Linked DNA regions of Homo sapiens: regions 1 and 3 are each linked to region 2. A link is a loop called in an ENCODE intact Hi-C map of the cell type or tissue named here. Cell type or tissue: OCI-LY7. All regions are shown on one strand. Region 1 overlaps NCOA1 (nuclear receptor coactivator 1). Region 2 overlaps ADCY3 (adenylate cyclase 3). Region 3 overlaps LOC105374329 (a long non-coding RNA gene).

The links. Hi-C counts contacts between places; a loop is a spot of excess contacts. Peaks named below come from ENCODE experiments on the same cell type or tissue, not always from the same donor. Only the 100,000 strongest peaks of a DNase experiment are listed, where the experiment ranks them.
Region 1: it touches region 2 in a loop (17-fold over the local background); 18 of 110 quality-filtered maps call a loop at or near these places.
Region 3: a loop joins it to region 2, with 8 times the contacts of the local background. A loop is called at or near these places in 109 of 110 quality-filtered maps.

The regions. Positions count from the first base shown.
Region 1 is chr2:24,609,550-24,617,549 of GRCh38, forward strand. The region is part of intron 3 of NCOA1 (nuclear receptor coactivator 1); the gene reads left to right. Among named protein-coding and RNA genes, the nearest start is that of NCOA1, 120 kb to the left of the region's middle. RefSeq lists an enhancer at 3,797-3,846. In OCI-LY7, CTCF peaks have their summits at 3,673 (motif pointing right) and 3,872; a DNase peak (open chromatin) is centred at 3,712.
Region 2 is chr2:24,823,754-24,831,753 of GRCh38, forward strand. It overlaps ADCY3 (adenylate cyclase 3), which reads right to left. Exons shown (of 22, transcript NM_004036.5): 12 at 7,909-7,996; 13 at 6,956-7,072; 14 at 4,149-4,408; 15 at 3,793-3,855; 16 at 2,292-2,373; 17 at 625-783. Among named protein-coding and RNA genes, the nearest start is that of CENPO, 34 kb to the left of the region's middle. RefSeq lists enhancers at 1,713-2,272, 2,273-2,831. In OCI-LY7, CTCF peaks have their summits at 1,466 (motif pointing right), 1,665, 4,038 (motif pointing left) and 4,238; DNase peaks (open chromatin) are centred at 2,658, 3,718 and 4,028; H3K27ac peaks cover 1,944 bases.
Region 3 is chr2:24,405,198-24,413,197 of GRCh38, forward strand. The region is part of intron 2 of LOC105374329 (a long non-coding RNA gene); the gene reads left to right. Among named protein-coding and RNA genes, the nearest start is that of ITSN2, 49 kb to the left of the region's middle. In OCI-LY7, CTCF peaks have their summits at 4,920 (motif pointing right) and 5,147; a DNase peak (open chromatin) is centred at 4,944.

The DNA.
Region 1 (8,000 bases), 210 kb before region 2:
AAAAGGCTGCAGTGTGCTATGATCATGCTTGTGAATAGCCACTGCACCTCCAGCCTGGGTAACATAGCGAGACCTCATCTCTTAAAAAATAAAAAAGGACCAACTTTTGGTTTAATTATTCTCTTTATTGTGCATTTGATTTCTGTTTCATCAATTTGTGCTTTTATATTTGTGCCTTTTTTTTTTCTTGGTGAGGAAATTCTTTCTGGTAACTTCTTAGACATTTAGCTCAGTTTTCAGTCATTCTTTTCTAATGAAAGCATTGATGGGAATACATTCTCTGAGTATTGCTTTTACTACATTTTATGATTTTGAAATGTAGCGTTTTCATTATTTTTTCATTCTTGGGTTTAAAAATATTTATAATTTTTTCCTTGAGTCATATGTTATTTAGTGATACGGTTTTAAGTTTTGAAATGTATGACAATTTTATGTCTTTTTCTTATTGGCTTTGATTTCATTGCATTGTGATCAGGGAATGTAGTCTTTCTGGTAGTAATTGTTCCATTTTCTCTACCATGTCTTTTAACCTTTCTTTCATATTTTGCATTTCTTTGTGACTATAGGCTGCATTCTTTTTTTTTTTTTTTTTTTTTTGAGACAGAGTCTCTGTCGCTCAGGCTGGAGTGCAGTGGCGTGATCTCTGCTCACTGCAACCTCCATCTTCCGGTTCAAGCGATTCTCCTGCCTCAGCCTCCCGAATAGCTAGGACTACAGGCACTTGCCACCACGCCCAGCTAATTTTTTGTATTTTTTCTTTTTTTCTTTTTTTTAGTAGAGACAGGGTTTTACCGTGTTAGCCAGGATGGTCTTGATCTTCTGACCTCGTAATCTGCCCACCTTGGCCTCCCAAAGTGCTGGGATTATAGGTGTGAGCCACAGCGCCCAGCCTTTACGCTGCATTCTGAATTGTTTTGTCATTTCTGTGTAACAGTTCACTGACTCTGTTTATTTACTTCTTCCATTATGATTTTACTTGTGATGTTTTTCAATTCTAGTAGTTCTGTTTGGTTATTTTTCAGATTTGCCCATTCATTTTTTATATTCTCTCGAGCTTTACTAGTATTTTTATTTGTTCCATCTTTTTCTCTTAATATATTAAACATATTTAATATTCTATATTTGATAATTCTAATATCTGAAATTTTACAACAAATTTTGTTGTTTGTTTTCTCTGGCTCTTTCTAATAGTGCCTTATTTACTTGTATTTATTGTGGTTTTTTTTTTTTGAATCATGAACTTCTTTTTTTTAACTGGAACCCTGTGTAACTGTGGAACTCTTTAGACTTGAGTTCACAGTGCATTCCTCCAGGGAAGATTTTTTATTTCCTTCTACTATGTGCTTGGAGTTAGGGGTCTATGAACATAGGTTTTAACTTGAAATTCTCCCCTTTTAAAAAATTTTTTAACTTTTATTTTAGATTCAGGGAGTACATGTACAGGTTTGTTACATGGGTATATTGTGTGATGCTGAGGTTTGGGGTGTGAATGACCCTGTCACCCAGGTAGTGAGCATAGTACCCAACAGTTAATTTTTTAACCCTTGCTCCCATCTCTCCCTCCCTGCTCTGTTAGTCCCAGTGTCTATTGTTGCCATCTTTATGTCCATGAGTGCCCAGTGTTTAGTTCCCACTCATAAATGAGAACATGCAGTATTTGGTTTTCTGTTCCCTTGTTAATTTGCTTAGAATAATGGCCTACATCCACGTTGTCGCAAGTGGCATGATTTTATTTTCTTTTACAGCTGCATAATATTTCGTGGTATACGTGTACCACATTTAATTTGTCTGATCTACTGTTGGGCATCTAGGTTGACTTCATGTTTTTGCTATTGTAAAGAGTGCTGCAGTGAACGTAAGAGTACATGTGTCTTTTTGGCATAACAATTTATATTCTTTTGGATATGTACCTAGTATTGAGTTTGCTGGGCCAAATGGTAGTTCTGTTGTAAGTTATTTGAGAAACCTCCATACCGTTTCCCATAGTGGGTGAAGTAATTTACATTCCCACTAAAAATGTATAAGCATTCCCTTTTTTGTTTTATGAAGTTGGTGCTCCAGTGGGTTTATATTTAGGATAGTTAAGTCTTTTTGTTGAATTGAACCCTTTATTGTAATGTAATGTCCTTCTTTGTTCTTTTTTTACTGTTATTTTAAAGTCTGTTTTATATGATGTAAGACTTGCAACCCCTGCTCCTTTTTATTTTTCATTTACATGATAGATCTTTCTCCAACCCTTTACTTTGAGCCCGTGGGTATTGTTATGTGCGGGATGGGTCTCTTGAAGGCAACAGATAGATGAGTCTTTTTTTTTTAATCCAATTCATCTCTGTGCCTTTTAAGTGGGGCATTTAAACCGTTTACATTCACAGTTAATATTGATATGTGAGGTTTTGATCCTATTGTGAAGTTGTTAGCTAGTCACTGTAGTTTCTATTGTGTGGTTGCTTTATAGGGTCTGTGAGCTGTGTGCTTAATTGTGTTTTTGTGGTAGAAGGTTATTTTTCTTTCATTTCCACGTTTAGAATTCCCTTAAAGATCTCTTTTAAGGCTGGTCTAGTGGTAACGAATTCTCTAGCACTTGCTTGTCTGGAAAAGATTTTATTTCTTCTTTGCTTATGAAGCTTAGTTTGGCAGGATATTAAATTCTTGGTTGGAATTACTTTAAGAATGCTGAAAATAGGCCCCCAATCTTATACAGTTTCTGCTGAGAAGTCCACTGCTAGCCTGATGGGATTTCCTCTGACCTTTTTCTCTGACTACCTTTAAGACTTTTTCATTAGCTTTGACCTTGAATCGTTTTGTGATTATATTTCTTATTGATGTTTGTTTTGTGTAGTATCTCACAGGTGTTCTCTGAATTTCTTGTATCTGAATGTCTACCTCTCTTGCAAGATTCGGGAAATTTTCTTGAATTATTCCCTCAAATGTGTTTTCCAGGTTGTTTGCTTTTTCTCCATCTCAGGAATGCCAGCAATTAGTAAATTTGGTTGCTTTACATAATCCCATATTTCTTAAAGACTTTGTTCCTTTTTTTTGAATTCTTTTTTCTTTATTTTTGTCTGACTAGATCAGTTCAAAAGGGCAGTCTTCAAGCTCTGAAATTCTTTCTTCTGCTTGGTCCAGTCTATTGATAAAGCTTTCCCTAATATTTTGAAATTCCTTAAGTGAGTTTTCAATTCCAGAAGTTCTGATTGACTTCTTTTTAAAGTATTTACCGCTTCCTTCATTTCTTAGAATGATTTAGAAGTTTCTTTGTGTTGATTTTCAACCTTTTTTTGGATCCCAGTGAGCTTCCTTGTAATTCATGCTTTGAATTCTTTATCTGTCATATCTGAGTTTCCATTTTGGTTAGGGGCCATTGCTGGAGAGCTAGTGTGATTATTGAGTGGTGTCACTACGATCAGATTTTTCGTTTGGCCAGAATTCTTGCACTGGTTCCTTCTCATCTGGAGACACTGGCACTTTTGATTTTTGTAATTATTTTCATGCAGGTAGGATTTTTTTCTTTTTTTGTTCCTGTCCCTGTAATATTTTTTTTTTCTTTCCCTTTCCATTCCCCAACTCCCTAGGGGATATGATTGTAGAGAATGCTGGGTAGCATCTTTTGGCTTTGCTTCTATAGCCTATGTACTTCTTTGGGCAGATTTTATATTGGGCTGTAGGGTTCAACCTACAAGCCAGTAGATGGCGCTTACGGGTAAGATCACTTAGCCAGCTGTAGCCAGTGTGACTAGGTATACACTTGATACTTGTTTACAGGAAGAAGCTCTCTGTTGCCTCAGGCATTGGGCTGATACGTGGAGTGCACAGTGGTCTGAGCTACTTGCTCAGCCCCAGGGGAGTGGGAAGCAAGATGAGTGGGGCCAGGCCACCTACAGTCCCCTGATGGCAGGCACAATCACTAACACTGAGGGAGAAGCCAATGGGCAGCCACCAAGCACCCAGAGGTGGTCCTAGGCATGGAGCTGGCAAACCTCCTTGGCCCCAAGTTCTCTACACAGGCAGGGGTGGAGGCCTGAACTCTTAATCCAGGAGAGTGGGTACTCCAGGTACCTGGAGATCTGCCTGGGTGCTGCGTACAGAGGGCCCTGCTGTACCACAATCTCTACACAGGAAGGATGGGGTGTCTCAGGCTAGCAATCCATGCAAATGGGTCCTCTGACTGCCTGAAGCTATGCCCGGGAATGGGGCAGAGAGTGCCCTGCTTTACCATGGTCTTGGCATGGGGAGAGTGGGCTGGCTTAGCCTGCTGATCCCGGTGAATGGGTGCTCCAGTTACCTGGAGATCTGCCTGGGTGTGAAGCAGAGAAGGTCCTGCTGCACCCCGACTTTTGAGTTTTAGGAGTATTCACATAGCATAGATGATTCAGGCACCAAATCCTCATGATGTCTTTGCTAAGGCCAAGAGGTTTTCTTTGATGTTTGCCTTTGAAGGTGTTTTTAATGTTTGAATTTACCCTTTTCCTGGTGTTATTGTCCTTCTTGGGCCCTGTCTTTGTCTGATAGTGTCTTACCTGACTTTCAGAGGCCTAAACTTTTTTCTCAATCCTTTCCAACCCTAGGTTACTAGGATTCATATATGCCCCAGGAGTATCTGGAAGCTTTATTACTTGCTTTTCTGCCTATTGTATCGATTCATTTCCATTCTTTTTTTTTTTTTTTTTTTTTTTTTTTTTTTTGCTATGGGGTTTCATTCTGTTATCCAGGCTGGAGTACAGTGGTGTGATCACAGCTGACTGCATGCAGCCTCAACCACCTGGGGTCAGGGGATCCTCCCACCTCAACCTCCTGTGTAGCTGGGACTATAGGTATACACCACCACACCTGGCTACTTTTTTGTTTTTGTTTTGTTTTGTTTGGAGAGACAGGGTTTTGTCATGTTGTTCAGGCTACTCTTGAACTCCTGGGCTCAAGTGATCTGCCTGCCTCGGCCTTGCAAAGTGCTGGGATTACAGGTATGAGTCATTGCACCTAGCCCATTTTCATTCTTTATATCAGACGTTTAAAATAGAAATGTTTTAAGATCTCTAGCCCAGCATATTCTCATATCTCAGGCAGTGGGAATCCTCTTGGAAAATTTTCAAAAGAATAGTTTCTAAAGCCCAACCACACCTACATGTCAGAATCTCTAGGGTGCAGGGCCTGTGGGTATGTTTAAAAGCCTCCTAGATAATTCTGATGCACTGCAAGTCTGAGAACCACTGACATAGAAAAAGTTATTTCTTCATGTAAACTTAGATAATTAAATAATAACAGCTAGTGTTTATTGAAAATAAGGTAACATATATTGTAAGCATGCACTAATTCTAGCTGTTAGTATTAATATTGTTATATGCTAGGCTCCATTCTAAGTCCTTCACATATCTTGTCATTTATTATTCACAAGAATCCTATAGCTACCACTTGTATTCCCATTTTAGAGATTAGCAAATCAAAGCACAGAGAAATTGAATTATTCAAGTTTATATAGCTAGTGGGTAGCAGAATTGTTATTTGAATCCAAGTAGTCATTCTGATTCCAGAGCATGTAATCTTAACCTACCATCTTTACAGTCTTCCAGGTGATTCACAGAGTTAATTTTATTGATTCCCAAAGGGTTTGTGACATTACAGAATATAGCAAGAAAAATATATTTGGATAAATTATGTATTTATGTTGATTTTGTGTAGGTATTGAGGAAGCAGAATAACACAGTAGAAATGGCCTCAGTTTACAGTCAGATAGACTTAGGCATGAATCTCTGCTCAACTGCTTGTTACTAGTAGCTATGAGAAAGTAAATTATCACAGACCTCTTATTATTTTGTTGGTAAAGGAGGATAACTATTTTTACTTCATGGGGTTTTTGAAGAAATAACATAAAATAGAACCTGTAATATATTGCTTGGCACACAGTAGATGGTTAGTATCAGAACTTAAGGAATCCTCTAAGAAGTTATGTTGGCTTCTCTGCAGGAGATTGTAGTAAGCCTTAGTCTAGGACGTTGTTGATGGAATAGCTGATGGGTACTGGTCGATGGTGCTGGTGGGGGCCAATGCTGACTGTCAATGTTGAGAATCTAACAAGTGCCAAGCATTGTCCTAGGCTCTGGAGATAAAACGGTGAGTGAGACATAGTCTCACTGCTTTCAAGAAGCTTGCAGTTAACTTATCTATATAATCAGATAGATACATACACAGTTACTTTTTTTGTTAGATGCTAGGACACATAGGAGGGTTACTCAGCCAAACCATTGCAGATGAGGAATGGCTTTCTAGAGGGAAGAGGATGAGAATGTGAGGGATTAGAGTAGTAAGTCCAGATAGGAGGAAAAGTAAAGGCTGGCTGAAATTTGTCATTACTACAAAGGTGTTCCATTCATCCAACATTTATGAAAAGATCAGGGATCTTAGGAAACTTTTATAAGGACAGTGTTAGAATATTAAGAGCCTACTTTTAGGTTCAGTTTTTACTAAAGCAGACAATTTTTCAAAGTAAAATAAAAATGGCACTCTTTATATGTAATACTGAATTTTCTATCAAATAGCACTTTTTGGAGTCTACATGCTTGTTACTTGGTAGCATTGTCACATTAGGTTATACATTAGAGGAAGAGAGAAGAGAAACAAAGGAATAGTAACCTTCAGAGGATGGAAATGATGATTTGTATGTGGGGTGAATTTCATCATGAGTTGTGTCTGCTATTTGCACATTTCCCTTTTCCTACCATCCTTTTTCACAGATGATGAAAAATAATTTGTTACATAGTTACCATAGTACATAGTTTTAATTTGATACCGTTTGTTGCTCTTGTATGGATTTGATAGTTGAGATTTCTTTCCATCTTTCTCCAATGTTCCCAATAAAATAGCATATTAAAAATGCAAGAGAAATACCATTTCTTTTGGCAAAACTGGGAAAAGTGAAAGGGAATGAATAAAGAATTTCTTGGAAGGGGAGGAATGTGAGTCTAGGGGAAGGAAGATGATGTTGTAATGGATAAAATGATATCGGGGATTATAGGAAAATAAATGAAGTTGGTCTTTAAAAATACCCCCAAAACAGAGGCAGCAGTTCTGCATGTTTTGGTAACCTGATGAGTGTGACTTGATATAAGAGTACACTTTTGATCTCCTACTTGCATATCTGTATGACACCTACCTAGAAGTACTGTAGTTTTTTATATGTACTGTAGTCCTGCTCAGGACATGAGCAGTCCCTGACTAGAACTGAGGAAAGTAGAGCAGTTAGTGTGGGTATTTGGAAACATTGGAAAACAGTTGTTAGGGGACTTAAGCTCTTAATCCCTGAGGATTTAGCAGAGGCTAGAAAGAGGAAGGGAAAAATGAAATCCAGTCTGTAAAAAATTGATTCTGAAAGCGATACTTTGGAAAGTTTATAAAATGAGGTCGAAATTGTGAACATAGACATGTTTACTGTGATGACAAATCTTAGTATACTAGGAGTAGCCAAAACCTTGGATGGAGAGATACAGTTTTAGACACCACCCCTCAAAAAGAGACTTTATAATACTGTCCTACAAACTTACCATCAAATACTTGTTTGCATCTTTATGGTATGAAGTTGGGGAGGATGGTAGAAATGTTGAACATAAAAGCATGTTGCTCCAATGACTGTGGTGTTGTTGGGGTATGTTGAATTTCAGGGCCCTTTGAGAGAAGAGTATTCATGCCTAATTGGGGTTTAAATTTTAGCAGACTCTTCATTACCTTTGGGCACTTTTTTCTAAGAGTTTGTTGTGATTGTTTTGGCAGGTACAAAAATCCTTCTCGAAACTGAACGTTATGATCTCTCCACCTCAACTTCTGCTGGTTTTCCTTTTACCTCTATCCATTTTCTCTCTTTTTTACTTGTTCTTCCAGCTGTAACAGTGTCCCTCTTGAAATATTGCAGTGCTTCCATAGTAATCCATTCTCTTCTCTTTCTGCACACGTTCTGTTGGTCATCTCATACACTCCACTATCATTAATGTGTTAGTGATTCCAGAATCCTTTAT
Region 2 (8,000 bases):
CAATCTCAGCTCACTGCAACCTCCACCTCCCGGGTTCAAGTGAGTCTCCTGTCTCAGTTTCCCGAGTAGCTGGGACGACAGGTGTGCACCACCGCGTCCAGTTAATTTTTGTATTTTTTAGTAGAGACAGGGTTTCACTATTTGTTGCCCAGGCTGGTCTCAAACTCCTGACCTCAGATGATCCACCCGCCTCGGCCTCCCAAAGTGCCGGGATTACAGGCATGAGCCACTGTGCCCGGCCACTACTTTGAATAAATTTTAAAACAGCTTCTCTAGTTCCTCTAACAGCCCCAGCTGTGAAGACGAGGGTACCGTAGAGCTGGGAACCACTCTGTTTGGAGAAGTTCACAGGCAACAGAAAGGTGGGCTCTAGCCAAAGTCTTGTCTTCTGACACATGGCCTCAGAGCTGTACGGCCCACATCACGATGCCTACAGCAGTGCACTTTATAAGAGGCCGGAGAAATTCCTCTTTTGCTTATTTGTGTTTGCTGTTTAGGTTCAGCCCTACCTAGGCCCCAGTCCCCTGTCCCTGAGAAGGCCTGGGCCCAGCGGGGGCTGCCTGAAAGAAAGAACAGATGGAGACAAATGGCCTCATGGTTCCGGGCTGAGACCACACCCCTCACCTCATCTCTCTTCTTGGACCCCAGGAAATGGCGTGCCACGTGCTCAGGCAACATGTTGGTGACCAAGGCCTCGTTCCAGCGTCGCATCTCATAGACACGTTCCTTCTGGTCGTGGACCTCAATCTTCCACAAGAAAAGTGTCCGTGCCAGTTTTTCTACCTACAGACACAGACAAGGCGAGGCATGTGCTCTAAGCTGGCCACTGGATAGAAGGATGAAAAACAGGAATGGCCAGGCGTGGCGGTTCATGCCTGTAATCCCAGCACTTTGGGAGGCCGAGGCAGGCGGATCACCTGAGGTCAGGAGTTCGAGACCAGCCTGACCAACATGGTGAAACCCTGTCTCTACTAAAAATACAAAAATTAGCCGGGCATGGTGGCGGGCACCTGTAATCCCAGCTACTCGGGAGGCTGAGGCAGGAGAATCAACTTGAACCCAGGAGGCAGAGGTTGCAGTGAGCCGAGATCGCACCACTGCACTCCAGCCTGGGCAAAAGAGTGAGACTCAGTCTCAAAAAAAGAAGAAAAACAGGAACGTGAATGGAGGAACTCCCCTTGGAAAGGCTGGAAGGAAGATGGCTAAATGGCAAGGGAAGTAAGACCCTGCAAAGATTGCACCTCATCAAAAGGCCACCCAATAGTGGTGCGGTTCCCAGCCTCCGTAATTACAGCAGAGATCCAGGAGGCCTTCCGTGTGTAGGGGGCCTCTTGGGACCTAATTTCAGCTGCAGGTCTGTCTCGTGGAGGTGGCAGCAGTGGGGATCTCCCAACTCAGGGTGGAGTCCCCCTTTCTAGCAGGCGCCATTTGGGTAAGAAGTGGCTTGGGAAGGCTGTACTTCCCTGGAAAGCCAGTAGGGGGCACTTGAACTAACATTGGGCCCTAAGTACAGAGGATCTTTCTCTTCCCTCTCTTCCTTCTCTTTTCCTTTTTTGTCCGGTTGAGTGCGGTGGTTGTGGCGGGGGGGGGGGGGGTGCGGGGGGGGTGTCTCACTTTGTCACCCAGGCTGGAGTGCAGTGGTGTGATCTCAGCTTACTACAGCCTCAACCTCCTAGATTCAAGCAATCCTCCTGCCTCAGCCTCTCAAGTAGCTGGGATTACAGGTGCGGGCCACCATGCCTGGCTAATTTTTGTATTTTTTAGTAGAGACAGGGTTTCACCATATTGCCCAGGCTGGTCTCAGACTCCTGGACTCAAGTGATCCTCCACCCTCAGCCTCCCAAAATGAGCCACTGCACCGGCCTTCTCTTTTCCTTTTAACCCAACAGAAAGTCCATCAGCTCCCTTCTCTTTCTCTTCTGGCTCTGTGGTCAGTTGTGTTAATGTCCCTCAGCGCCACGGGGAGTGCGGGGGCCATGAGCCCCTGGCCTAGGGGATATTGATTTGATTCAAGATGTTTGTGCCTTCACTCTATCCCCTCCCACCTTCACTCCCATGCTTCCTTCACCATCCTGGAGGGGGTCGGACGGAAGAGGTGAGGAACTGTCTTCCTGTGTGACTGAGGAAGGAGCCTGAATAGAGAAGGCGGTGGCCTGACCAGGCTCACGTGTGGGGCTGGGTGAAGGGAAGCCCCATTCCTTAGGAGCTTGGGCTCTTAGGTCCCAGGGCTGCTTCTCAGGAGGCCCTGTGGGCTGTGGGCACAGAGCGGGGATCGTGCAGGCGGCACTCACGTGGCGGGAGAAGTAGTAGAAGCTGAGCATCATGAGGAACACCATCACCGTCATAGAGTACTTGGAAGGCACCAGGGGCAGCCTGCTGGGCAGAGCGTGTGCAACTGAAAGGGCTGTCATCTGCCTCCTGGAGGGGGCCTGATTCCCTCCAACTAGATGGTGCTGCTTCCTGCCACCCCAGCCCTAGAGCTCACCCCGGCTCCTTAGGCCCTTTCACATCAAGTCGGGCTCCCCCGGGCAGTAAAATTTTCTTAACTCACTGGGCTCCTCTCCAACAGCCAGGCAACCCCTGGCCCCTCCTGGCTGCACCTGGTATTCACATCAGGGCTGCTCCCCAGGTATTTAAGAAACACTGCATTGCCTGACTGATCACAGAGGTAGCTACAACCATGCAGGAATTTGGAGAAGCAAGAGACATCAGTGATGGGATTTCATAGCCATGGGACTGGGGTACAATCTCACCATGGCTTTTTACCTTGTTCATACATATTTTTATGTGGAGCTGTGGTTAGTTTCCATTACCGTATGGTATTTCACTGCATGAATATACCAGTTATGTATCCATTTCCTGTTGATGTCATTTGGGTTGTTTTCATTTGTTTTGGGGGAGGGGGTATGTCTATTACGAACAGTGCCACTTTGGACATTCTCATACATATATCCTGGGACATGAGTATGTGCATGAATTTCTCTAAGATGTGTGTATATATATATATACACATATACACACGTCTGCGTGGGTGTGTATGTAGGAGTGGAATTGCTGGGACACAGGTTTATTTTCAACCTTACTAAATAGATCAAAATATTTTCTAACACGGTTGTACTAACTCATACTCCCACCAGGAGTGTAAGAGTTACTATTGTACTTGATATTGTCAGAGTTATCTGGACCGGTACGTGTGTGATGGTATCTCACTAGGGTGTAACTGGCATTTCCTTGATTACTTGAGTGCCATTTATTAGTGGCCATTTAGAGTTCTTCTTTTGCTAAGGGCTATGCAGGTTTTACCCCTCTTCTATTAGGTCATCTTTTTATTTCTAAACTTCCTTGAAGGTCTGTTCAAGTCATGGAATCATAAAATTTTAAAACCTTGGCACTGGCAGGGACCTTAGAGAACTTCTGGTTCAGTATCCTCCTCAAGAGATGAAATTGCAACTCATGGAAACGGACCTGCCTGTGACCCACAGAGAATTACTGCCTGCTGCAGGCTCAGAAGCCAGGTCCAAATCCAAAGCGTCTTCCTCCCTCCTCATTTTCCTGCTGCCTGTCTGTCCTGCCAGCCAGTTACATGCAGCTGCCATCCACCTGGTATTTCCTTCCCTCCTCACTGCACTGCTGCAGCCCTCCTGGAGGAACCCATGCCAGCTTCTCTAACCTGCACGTATCAGGTCACGTGCCTCCCGGGAGGGTGAGATCCCGGGGCTTGGGCCTGTTATATTCCTGTCTCTAGAAGAAGGGCTGTGAGTGCAGGCCAGGAGGGGAAGCCGTGGCCCTTACCTGTCAGTGCCATTGAGCCCAGGGTTGAATCCTTGCATCTGCTCTAAGGCCACCATAGGTAAGCTGTTGGACAGATAACAGCACAGTCAGGCCCCATCTGGGAACAAGAGCCTGATGCCCAGCCAGGCACCGGGGTATCCCAAGTCCTCCACTCGGGGAGAATGGGAAGAATCTATTCTCAGGTCCTAGCCAAACAGTGATACGTCTGTGAGCAGCCAGGAACTGGTTCTTGAACAAGCCTTTGAGGACCCCTAGTGGCAGAAAGCCACCTCAGCACAGGCCCATGAGCTTGAACTGAGGACTTTGCGGGCGGGAGGAAGGAGACAATACAGATCCCCAGTCACGCTTCATCTTACTCGTGCTCCCGAAAACGCTTGTGGTCGTATTCATCAAAGACGGGACGCCAGGCATAGAGGTTGATGGTGGCCACGGCGCCTGCGACGAGCAGCATGAGCGTGAGCTTCACCATGTGGCTGACCTGCACCAGCATGATGGTGGCGATGAGGGACAGCACGGCCACATAGTTGTAATACTTGGGGTTCTCCAGGCAGCTGCCCTCCGTTTCCATCCCTGCCGTTGCATTGCTGGGTCCCGTGTAGTACTGGAGACAGCTGAGCTGGAGGCCAGGACGGCGGGCAGGGACACACGTTCAAGAGAACAGCAGGTGCTGGTCACAGAGGGCTGTGCATGGTAGTGCACGCTCAGCTGCCACCTCCCGCGGCTCCCCCAGAAATACCGGGAAAGATGGGGAAATTTACCAGGGACTAATCATATGAAAGTTAGTAACTGCAGCTAAGAGCCTCGCCGTTGCCTCATTTGACATTCACAAAAACTCTCTCGAGTATTTTTAGTACTGTCCCTATTGTACAGAAAACTCGGGCCAGATTTGCCCAAACACAATTAGCAAGCAGAAAAGCCAAAAGTAGGAGCCAAGTCTTTAGGCTTCAAATCCAACATGTTCTTCCCCATATCACACTGTTGCTTCAGGAGGGGCCACGGGACCATGAGCCCCACTCACAGCCTCCCCGTGATGACAGCTAGTCTCTGCCCAAATCCTTCCATTGGGGGGATGTTCACTGCCTTCTGGATTCTTTACTGGTTCTGCTACTGGGCAGATGCGGCCGGGAGAAAGCGCATCCAGAACCGGAATCAACCCCCCCTTTTTGTAACTTTCACCCACAGGGCAACCTTGTCTTGCTTGCGCGATTCCCGCCATGTCATTCTAGCATGAGCAGTTGTTACACCTCCCTAGCTTTTTACCCCTCCATGAGTGACAGCATCTCCAGGTGTCCTGTACAGTGTCCAGGACCCCATGCAGTGGTGACCTCCACACCTGGGTGCCAGGTTCCAGGCATGTTGTGACATGCAGGGGGCCTGGGGCTTCTCTTCCCTGGGTAGTGGGCACCAGCAACCCCTGGCCAAGGTAGGCTCTGGAGCCCCTAACTCCTCATTCCCAGTAGACTTATTCTTTTTTTTCTTTTTTTTTTTTGAGATGGAGTCTCGCTCTGTCGCCCAGACTGGCGTGCAGTGGTGCATTCTTGGCTCACTGCAACCTCCACCTCCCAGGTTCAAGCGATTCTCCTGCCTCAGCTGCCCAAGTAGCTGGAATTACAGGCTCGTGCCATTGTGGCTGGCTAATTTTTGTATTTTTAGTAGAGACGGGGTTTCACCATCTTGGCCAGGCTGGTCTCAAACTCCTGACCTCAAGTGATCTGCCTGCCTCAGCCTCCCAAAGTGCTGGAATTACAAGTGTGAGCCACCGCGCCCGGCCCCCCACTGGACTTCTGATTAGCTGCAGCCCTGGAGCTTTTTCACTTATACCACTGGCAGAATAAGTCTCCATGTTGGTTGTATTTGTGTGCTCCAATTTTTTTTTTTTTTTTTTTTTTTTTTTTGAGACAAAGTCTCACTCTGTTGCCAGGCTGGAGTGCAGTGCACAATCTCGGCTCACTGCAAGCTCCACCTCCCGGGTTCACGCCATTCTCCTGCCTCAGCCTCCTGAGTAGCTGGGACTACAGGCGCCTGCCACCACGCCCGGCTAATTTTTTTGTATTTTTAGTAGAGACGGGGTTTCAACTGTGTTAGCCAGGATGATTTCGATCTCCTGACCTCGTGATCCGCCCGCCTTGGCCTCCCAAAGTGCTGGGATTACAGGCGTGAGCCACTGCGCCCGGCACCGTGTGCTCCAATTGTTAAAGTACAACAATAACATTATATTTGAAAAAAAAGGAAGATAGTGTATATGGTACTACCACAATTAGAGGAGGCCGTGACAACTGACAAGAGAACACTGATGACAGCTCCAGGCATGTAGTGCTCAATACGTGCCCAGTGGTTCTAAACCAATAGATCTGGGCTCCCAACTCCTGTCCCTTTTCCCCAAGAAAGCATTTGGCTGCCCCCTCAGGGAGGAAGAATACACAGGACTGGGACTTAGAACTGCCTCCATTCTGGACTCTGTCACTTCCTGGCTGTGTGACCTAGAGCAAGTGAATTACCTTTTTTTTTTTTTTTTGAGACGGAGTCTTGCTGTCGCCTAGGCTGGAGTGCAGCGGCTCAATCTCGGCTCACTGCAACCTCCGCCTCCTGGGTTCAAGCGATTCTCCTGCTTCAGCCTCCCAAGTAGCTGGGATTACAGGTGTGCACCACCATGCCTGGCTAATTTTTGTATTTTTAGTACAGATGGGGTTTCACCATGTTGGCCAGGCTGGTTTCGAACTCCTGACCTCGTGATCCGCCCACCTTGGCCTCCCAAAGTGCTGGGATTACAGGCGTGAGCTACCGCGCCCAACCAATTACCCTTTTTGAGAGTTAGTTTCTCCCTATGAAACTGCAGATACTGGTACAACTGCTCAGGACTTTTTCACAGATTAAATGAATCAACATACATAAGGTACCTAGCACAGGCCTGGGCACATGGAACTGTGCTCTCGGACTCTGGGAGAGGAGCTTCAAGGAAACAAGTCCATCCCAGAGGCTCCCTGGATGACAGGGACAAGACTCCTTCCACTAGGTGGGGATGATGTGTTTGGGAACCTAAGAGCCACTCCAAAGCTACATGACGGTGGAGGGATGGACTGAGAAACTGCTTGTGTGACCCAAACAGAAGCCCTTCTCCACTGAGAACAGGGGCGTCCCTTCAACAAGGACAGCAGGAGCTCACCATGTCCACGACATTTGCCATCACCAGGATGAAGATGGCGAGCATGGCCCAGGTGTTCCTGGCCCAGCGGGTCCGGTCAATCCAAGTTGAGAAGGCCACAAGCTTCTTAGGAAAGGCCTAGAAGGAACAGAATTTCAAGGGCCATGAGCCTTTGCCAGTCCTTTCTCCTGCGACGTGACTGACAGCAACTCAGGCTGGTCCCGTATTCCAGTCCCAGGAGCCTCAAAACGGACTCTGCCTGGGAGTCACCTGACAGCTGACCAAGGGGCAGAGCTGAGAAGAGGGCGTGGGAGTTCTGACGCTGTGTTGGACCTCCTCGATGTGCCTGTTCAACAGCACAGCCTCCAGGTCGCAGCCCTTTCCACAGCAGACGTGGTGACGAGGTGAGGCCAGGGCAGGAACAGTTTTCAGGGCTGCTCGTCTCTGGCCAGCTACTCCTGCCTATCCTGGCTCCAAGTGACCTGGCGAGCCACCTGTCAGATTTATGTTCCTAAACACTGCTTTACCTTTGTCATTCTGATTAAAAAAAAAAAAAACTCTGCTTGGTACCTCAGTGCCTTACAGGAGAAAGTTTTAATCCCTTTAGTCTGGCTTCTAAGGGCCTTCACCATCGGGGCCAACCCACCTTCCAGCCGGCCCTCCACTTCCTCTCTACCCAGGTTCTTGTTTACCCAGACTCTGCCGTACTCATACGTGCTGCAGCGCCACGGCCCAACAAGGCCCACCACGGCCCAGCCGTGGCCCACCACAGCCTGCCACAGCCTGGTGGCCCAGCCAGAGGGAGTGCTCTGCTGATGGTGAATGAATGGATGGGCAAGTGCCTGGACCGTCCTAACAGAGGAGTGTCTGCCTGTCAGATTTGACAGAAAGAATAACTCCATCACTGCCCAGTTTTACAGGGAGTGCCACTCACTTCCAGAGGCTTCTGAGCTCAGTAGAAAAGTGCCTCTTACCCGGGGAAAGATGGCAGCCAGGGAGCAGATGGTCAGGATGAGGAGCAGAATCTCCCCCACCATGAAGGTCACATAGTTTGTCATTAGCCTGT
Region 3 (8,000 bases), 420 kb before region 2:
CAGCCTCCTGAATAGCTGGTACTATAGGTACATGTCACCATACCCAGCAGAATCATAATTTTTTCTTTTTCTTGAGACAGAGTCTTGCTCTGTCACCCAGGCTGGAGTGCAGTGGTACCATCTCAGCTCACTGTAATCTCCACCTCCTGGGTTCAAGCGATTCTCCTGCCTCAGCCTCCCGAGTAGCTGGGACTACAGGTGCATGACACCACACCTGGCTAATTGTCGTTTGTTTGTTTTTGAGATAGAGTCTCGGTCTGTCGCCCAGGCTGGAGTGCAGTGGTGCAATCTCGGCTCACTGCAACCTCCGCCTCCTGGGTTCAAGCAATTCTCTGCTTCAGCCTCCTGAGTAGCTGGGATTACAGGCCCCCGCCACCATGGCCAGCTAATTTTTTGTATTTTTACTAGAGACGGGGTTTCACCATCTTGGCCAGGCTGGTCTTGAACTGACCTTGTGATCCACCCCCCTTGGCCTCCCAAAATGCTGGGATTAGAGATGTGAGTCACCACGCCGGGCCTAATTTTTGTATTTTTAGCAGAGATGGGGTTTCGCCATTTTGGCCAGGCTGGTCTCAAACTCCTGACCTCAAATGATCTGCCTGCCTTGGCCTCCCAAAGTGGTAGGATTACAGGTGTGAGCCACCGCGCCCAGCCTGTGTGGTGGCATATGCCTGTGATTCCAGCTACTTGGGAGGCTGAGGTGGGAGAATTGCTTGAACCCAGGAGGCGGAGGTTAGTGAGCTGAGACCAAGCCACTGCACTCCAGCCTGGGCGATAGAGTGAGACCCTGTCTCAAAAATAAATAAATAAATACAAATAATTAAAATTAATTTGTAAGAGTTCTTTAAAGTTCTTTCTCAAGAATATTTGATATAACTATAATTTTCCATTCCATGGCTTACCTTTCTACCTTCTTCATGGTGTTTTGTGATGGACAGAAGTTATTAATTTAATTAATTAATTTTTTTTTGAGATGGAGTCTTGCTCTGTCGCCCAGGCTGGAGTGCAGTGATGCGATCTTGGCTCACTGCAACCTCCACCTCCCGGGTTCAAGCAATTTTCCTACCTCAGCCTCCCAAGTAGCTGGGATTACAGGCAAGTGCCACCATGCCTGGCTAATTTTATTTTGTATTTTTAGTAGAGACGGGGTCTCACCGTGTTAGCCAGGATGGTGTCCATTTCCTAACCTCGTGATCTGCCTGCCTAGGCCTCCCAAAGGGCTGAGATTACAGGCGTGAGCCACCGGGCCAAGCCAAAGTTATTAATTTTAATGTGGCTTAATTTATCATTTTCTTTATAGTTAGTGGATTTTTTTTTCCTACTTGAGAAGAAAGTTCCTCTGGTCACTCTTTAATAACACAAGTATTTTTTCCTCATTAGTTTAAAAATCCAAATTTAACCGTATAATATTGAACAGATCTTGGCAGCCTAACCAATAGCCATGACCGACTTTTTCCCTGTTAACAAAGCAGAATTGATGGAAGAAGGGATTAGGAGAAATGTATACCCTGAAAACATAGTGTTTGGCCAAAGGCACCCCACACTTGATGCACTGAATCAGAATTCTTGGATTGGAACTTAGATGTGTGTAATTTTTGTTTTGTTTTGTTTGTTTTTGAGACAGAGTCTTGCTCTGTCGCCCAGGCTGGAGTGCAGTGGCTTGATCTCTGCTCACTACATCCTCCGCCTCCCGGGTTCAGGAGATTCTCCTGCCTCAGCCTTCTGAGCAGCTGGGATTACAGGCGCACACCACCATGCCCAGCTAATTTTTTTTGTTTTTAGTAGAGACGGGGTTTCAGCATGTTGGTCAGGCTGGTCTCAAACTCCTGACCTCGTGATCCACCCGCCTCGGCCTCCCAAAGTGTTGGGGTTACAGGCCACTGTGCCTGGCCAGTTTTTGTATTTTTAATAGTGATGGGGTTTTACCATGTTGGTCAGGCTGGTCTCGGACTCCTGACCTCAGGTGATCCTCCCACCTCAGCCTCCCAAAGTGCTAGGATTACAGGCATGAGCCACCATGCCCAGCCAGATGTGTGTAATTTTTAAATGTTCCCCAGATGATTCAGTTATACCTTTTATTTTAATTTAATTAATTTTTTGTTTTTGAGACGGGTCTCACTCTGTAGCCCAGGCTAGAGTGCAGTGGTGTGATCATGGCTCACATGCTGCCTCGACCTCATGGGCTCAAGCGATGCTCCCACCTCAGCCTCCCAGGAAGCTGGGACCATAGGTGTGCACCACCAGGCCCAGCTACTTAAAAAAAAACAAACAAACTTGTAGAGATGGAGTCTCGCTGTGTTGCCTAGGCTAGTCTCAAACTCTTGGGCTCCAGGGATCTTCCTACTTCAGCCCCCCCAAAGTGCTGGGATTACAGGCATAAGCCACTGCATCCAGCTTCGGTTGTATCTTGATAAAGACTAAGAAAAACAATCAAAACAAAACACAAACTCAAGTGTCTAGAATGTCACTGAAGGAAGGAGAGAGTTTCAAGCAGAAGTTGGAAAACAGGCTTAGATGTAGCAGAGAGTTCAAGGAGGATAAAGATGATGAAAAATGTGTTGAGTTGGCTTGAATCTTCAAAGTCATTGGTAAAGTAAGAATGCTTTTAGTACAAAGGTGGGGTATAGAATTTGGGTTACATGATATTAAAGATGGGGAGTAGGCAATTAGAACAGCAGTCCTGAACTTTTTTTTTTTTTTTTTTTTTTTTTTTTTGAGACGGAGTCTCGCTGTGTTGCCCAGGCTGGAGTGCAGTGGCACTGTCTCGGCTCGGGCTGACTGCAAGCTCCGCCTCCTGGGTTCACGCCATTCTCCTGCCTCAGCCTCCTGAGTAGCTGGGGCTACAGGCATCTGCCACCACACCCAGCTAATTTTTTTGTATTTTTAGTAGAGACAGGGTTTCACCATGTTAGCCAGGATCGTCTCAATTTTCTGACCTCGCGATCCGCCCGCCTCGGCCTCCCAAAGTGCTGGGATTACAGGCATGAGCCACCACGCCCGGCCGGTCCGGAACCTTTTTGGCACCTGAGTCCAGTTTGTGGAAGACAGTTTTTCCACGGAATGGGGATGGGAGGGTGGGGGTAGTTTCCGGATGAAACTGTTACACCTCAGATCGTCAGGCGTTAGATTCCCATAAGGAGCGCAACCTAGATCCCTTGCTTGTGCAGATCACAATAAGGGTTTGTGCTCCTATGAGAATCTAATGCCACCACTGATCTGACAGGAGGCAGAGATGGCAAATCCATCTTCAAGGTTGGATTTTTGAAAGTTGGTCCTTTGTTTTAGGCTTTGTCAGGCAAATATATAGCCTCCAAAGTTAGCATGTGGTATTTCATATGGCAACCACAGATCAGAAATTTGAGGAGGAGCTACATCATGTAGGAATGACTTTGGTTGAAAGCAACAGAATATCCAACTAAAAGTGGCTCAACCCATATGATCCATAATATGCCACTTACTGGTCCATGGCCTGGGGGTTAGGTACCCCTGAGTTAGAAGGCAAAAAAAATGTGTATATATCAAATGTTCAAGGAGAGTAGATGGCATTAAAAACAGTTTTGCAGGCTGGGCACAGTGGCTCATGCCTGTAATCCCAGCACTTTGGGAGCCCGAGGCAGGCAGATCACTTGAGGTCAGGAGTTCAAGACTAGCCTGGCCGATATGGTGAAACTCCGTCTCTACTAAACAAACAAACAAAAATTAGCTGGGTGTGGTGGGGCACGCCTGTAATCCCAGCCACTCATGAGGCTGAGACAGGAGAATCGCTGGAACCTAGGAGGCAGAGGTTGCAGTGAGCCAAGATCGCGCCACAGCACTCCAGCCTGGGTGACAGAGCGAGATTCAGTCCCCCTCCCCCCCAAAAAAACAAACAAAAGAAACCAAAAAAAAACCCCTAAAAAACAGAGTTGCAGAATTAAGCACAAAAGATGTTTGTTTTCCAGTTTGAAGAATTGAGATACAAGAACATGCAATCCTTGAACTTCAGAGTTGAGGAGAAGCTTAAAGATGACCTGGTTGGATTTTATGTGTTATTTAAGCTTCCTTCACAAAGTCCTTTCGGGCTGTTCATGCCTAGATGCCTCTCATGGTGAGGCCTCCCTCTGCCCTCAGGAGCAGCCTGTTGTGTCTTTGCATGGCTTCCAGTGAAAGCTCTTCTTTATCATGAGCTCAACACTTTCCTCCTCAGATTTCACAGATTGTCATAGTTGAAGCAGGAGGACAGGTGTCAGCTGTGCGAGGATGTTATCTTACTAATACATTTATTTAACGGCTTTCTGAAGGAAATGATTAAAAGAATCTGGCTTGATATTTTTGTTTAAAAAAAAACCGCTAGCCCAAATTTAAACGAATAGGATAGTTTAAGAAATAGTTGTTCTTTAAGGATGGTTTTTTGAAAGTTGGTCCTTTATTTTAGCCTTTGCAAGGCAAATATATAACCTCCAAAATTAGTATGTGGTATTTTTATATACTCTGTCTTTTGAAACTCTGTCGCCCAGGCTGGAGTGCAGTGGCACAATCTCGGCTCACGGCAACCTCCATCTCCCGGGTTCAGGTGATGCTCTTGCCTCAGCTATTTTTGTATTTTTCGTAGAGATGGGGTTTCACCATGTTGGCCAGGCTGGTCTCGAGCTCCTGACCTCAAGTGATCCGCCTGTTTCAGCCTCCCAAAGTGCTGGGATTACAGCGTGAGCCACCACGCCCAGCCAATATGTGGTATTTAGTATGGCAACCACAGATCGGAAATTTGAGGAGGAGCTATATCATGTAGGAATGACTTTGGTTGAAATCAACAGAATATCCAATTCAAAGTGGCTCAACCCATGTGACCCATAATATGCCACTTAGCAAAACGTCTGGAATCCCTGGAGTAGATGTGTTAGGCACAAATTTGAGGTTTCCATGGCTTTCCTCTTCTGACCACAAGATGGAGCAGCTGCTCTAAACATTATATCCTCAGAGGGCCACATTTAAGAAGGCAGGAAGGAGGCTGGAGCAAAAGGGCTTTCTCAAGTCCCCCTAAGCAAGAATTTAAACTGGGCCCCCCAGGAGACTTCTTCTGTCAGAATTTAATTACATGTCCATCGCTAGACTGACAAAAGAAAAGTTAGAGAACCACGATTTACTTAGAACCTAAAGCTGGGCACATGGTTGCCTGGTCAGAATAGGGCTTTTATTTATGTACTTGATTTTTTTAGGTGAGAAAGAAGTGAAGTATAGCCATTGAGTAGGCTGCCAATAGTGCCTGCCAGAGACACTCAGGAGAGATTATATGCTAAATCCACCAGACCCTTTGTCTAAGGGCAGGACGTCACCTCTTCAGAAACTGTTTTTCTTCTTGTGGTAATTATTAATTCTCTGCAGTGATTTAGAAGAATTCTTGTACTAAATGTCTTGCCATTAAAAGTTTGATGAGTATAGAAACTGACAGTAGAACTATTTTTAAAAGTAATTCTACTTCTAACCCAAACTTCTTACTCTAGCTATTATTTTACCACGACGTGAGTTGTACGAATCACCTCCAATTTACATATTATGGAAGAGCCTTACATGGAAAAGAAGAAATCATTTTCAAATTAGACATTCCATCTAGAACTGTCAGTAGCTGATTCCCATCACTGTCTTTTATTTCTTCATGCTTTTAGATGAGAGTAATCATATCTGCAGTAATTCCCAAGATAAAGTTTTCTTTTTACAGCTAATTTTATGAAGTTTTTTTAATTTCAAAGAATAAAGCAATTATTCTTTCTTTTTGAAATTGCATATCGTCCAGAAACATTAATTATTCTTTCTTTTTGAAATTGTATATCAAGTTTAGAAATATTGACTTCTTTAATTTGAAACACTAATGTCAAGTGATAGGTATAAACATCTATATTCTATCCTCTTTCTTTCAGTGTACTTCTTGTTCTTGGCAGATCCTCATTCCTACTGGATATCTGTTGCACGCCAATTATCTTAGGCTACAGCTGTTTACTGACAGCTGTTCTCTCTACTGCCCACCAGGCAGCCACCCTTTTGTGGCAATCCATGCCTCTGCCTCCCAAGTGGGGCTGCTTTGGCCGGGGCTTCACCCTTAGCTCAGGCACAGAGCTTCTGATCTAAATCAATCCAAAGCTTGCATTTCCAGCAAAAGTATCATTTCTTCTCATTGGCTATGAATGAGGCTTCCATTCATCAGTCATTTTTCTGGGGACTTCTGAGGGAAAGATTCTTTCTCTGTCCTGCTAGATTTTTACCTGAGGGAATGTGAGGCCCAAAGTTGCTGCAGCCATCTTGACATCTTCAGTGGGAGCCAGTCTGAGAACAGAGGTGAGAGAGAGAGAGGGAGAGAGAGAGAGAAGCAGACCCTCGTGATACATTTCAACCTTTAAGCCAAGATAGCAGCAAGCCCTATTTCCAGACTTTTCAGTTACATAATCAAGTAAATTTGCTGCTTTGTTTAAGCATCTTTCTCTTTCCCTCTCACCTTCTGTCATGGGATGACTCAGCAAGAAGGCCCTTGCAAGATGCTGACACCTTGATATTGGACTTCCTAGCCTTCAGAACTGTGAAGAATAAATTTCTTTTCTTTATAAGTTGCCTAGTCGCTGGTATTCCCTTATAGCAGCACAAAATGGACTAAGACGGGCACGATAGATTGACCTGGCTGTGTGACTGCAATCTCTGGGCTTGGCTGAGGGCCATTTGTGCCTGGAATTGGAGGACACTGTGAAGACATTGTCCATTTCAGAAAGGCTTTGTTCCTAAGTCAGTGCCTCTGGCCTTCTCCACAGTGACCTTTGCCACACTCCACCCCAGGGGTCCACATTCTTGTCAAAGGGTGAGAAATCTTTTGTGACTGGCCATGATGATGCCATTGTAACACAGGTGGCCAATCAGTTTATACATCTGTTTATCCCCTTAAACAGGTCATTTATTTTCATGCACAATTGAAACTGTAAGTCAAACTCTGCTTCTTTATGGTGGTAAATAGTACGTTGATTATGCTAAAGAAAGATTATTATCGTAAGTGAACACCTGTGTCTTGTATCACAGTGGTACTACATCAGGGAAACCTGGTGGTCTGTTTTATTTATTTATTTACTTATTCAAGAGACAGGATCTCATTCTGTCACACAGGCTGGAGTGCAGTAGCACAATTGTAGCTCATTGCTCTAACTCCTATGCTCAAACAATCCTCCTGCCTCAATCTCTCAAGTAGCTGGGACTGCAGGTGTGTGCCATACAGTCAGCTAATTTTTTTGTTTTTGTTTTTGAGACAGAGTCTCTCGCTCTGTCGCCCAGGCTGGAGTGCAGTGGCACAATCTTGGCTCACTGCAACCTCCGCCTCCTGGGTTCAAGTGATTCTCCTGTCTCAGCCTCCCGAGTTGCTGGGATTACAGGCATACACCACCACGTCCAGCTAATTTTTTTGTATTTTTAGTAGAGATGAGTTTTCATCATGTTGGTTAGGCTGGTCTCGAACTCCTGACCTCAAATGATCGCCCGCCTCAGCCTCCCACAGTGTTGGGATTATAGGCATGAGCCACTGGGCCTGGCCTAATTTTTTTTTTTTTTTTTAGATTTTGTAGAGGCAGGGTCTTCCTATGTTGCCCAGGCTGGTCTTGAACTCTTGGCCTCAAGTAATCCTCCCACTTTGGTCTCCAAAGTACCAGGATTACAGATGGGAGCCACCATGCCTGGCCATGTTTTATTTTTAATAGGAAATTTGTTCGCATGGCTGAAAGCTCAAAGGGTACAAATAAATGTTTGTGAAAACTTTCCTTCCCGCTCCTGTTTCCCAGGTGCCCAATTCTCTTCCCCAGAGCTAATCCATTTCATGCTTTTGATGTAGCCTCCCAGAGTGACTTTATGCATATTTAAGCAAACAATGTATTATATTCCCCCTTTGCCTCAACACTGGTGTATGGACCTTCTGAGCCTTGCTCTTTTCACTGAAGATATCTTGGATGTACTTGCATGTAGTACATAAAGAGCTTCTTCATTCTTTTTGGTAGCGT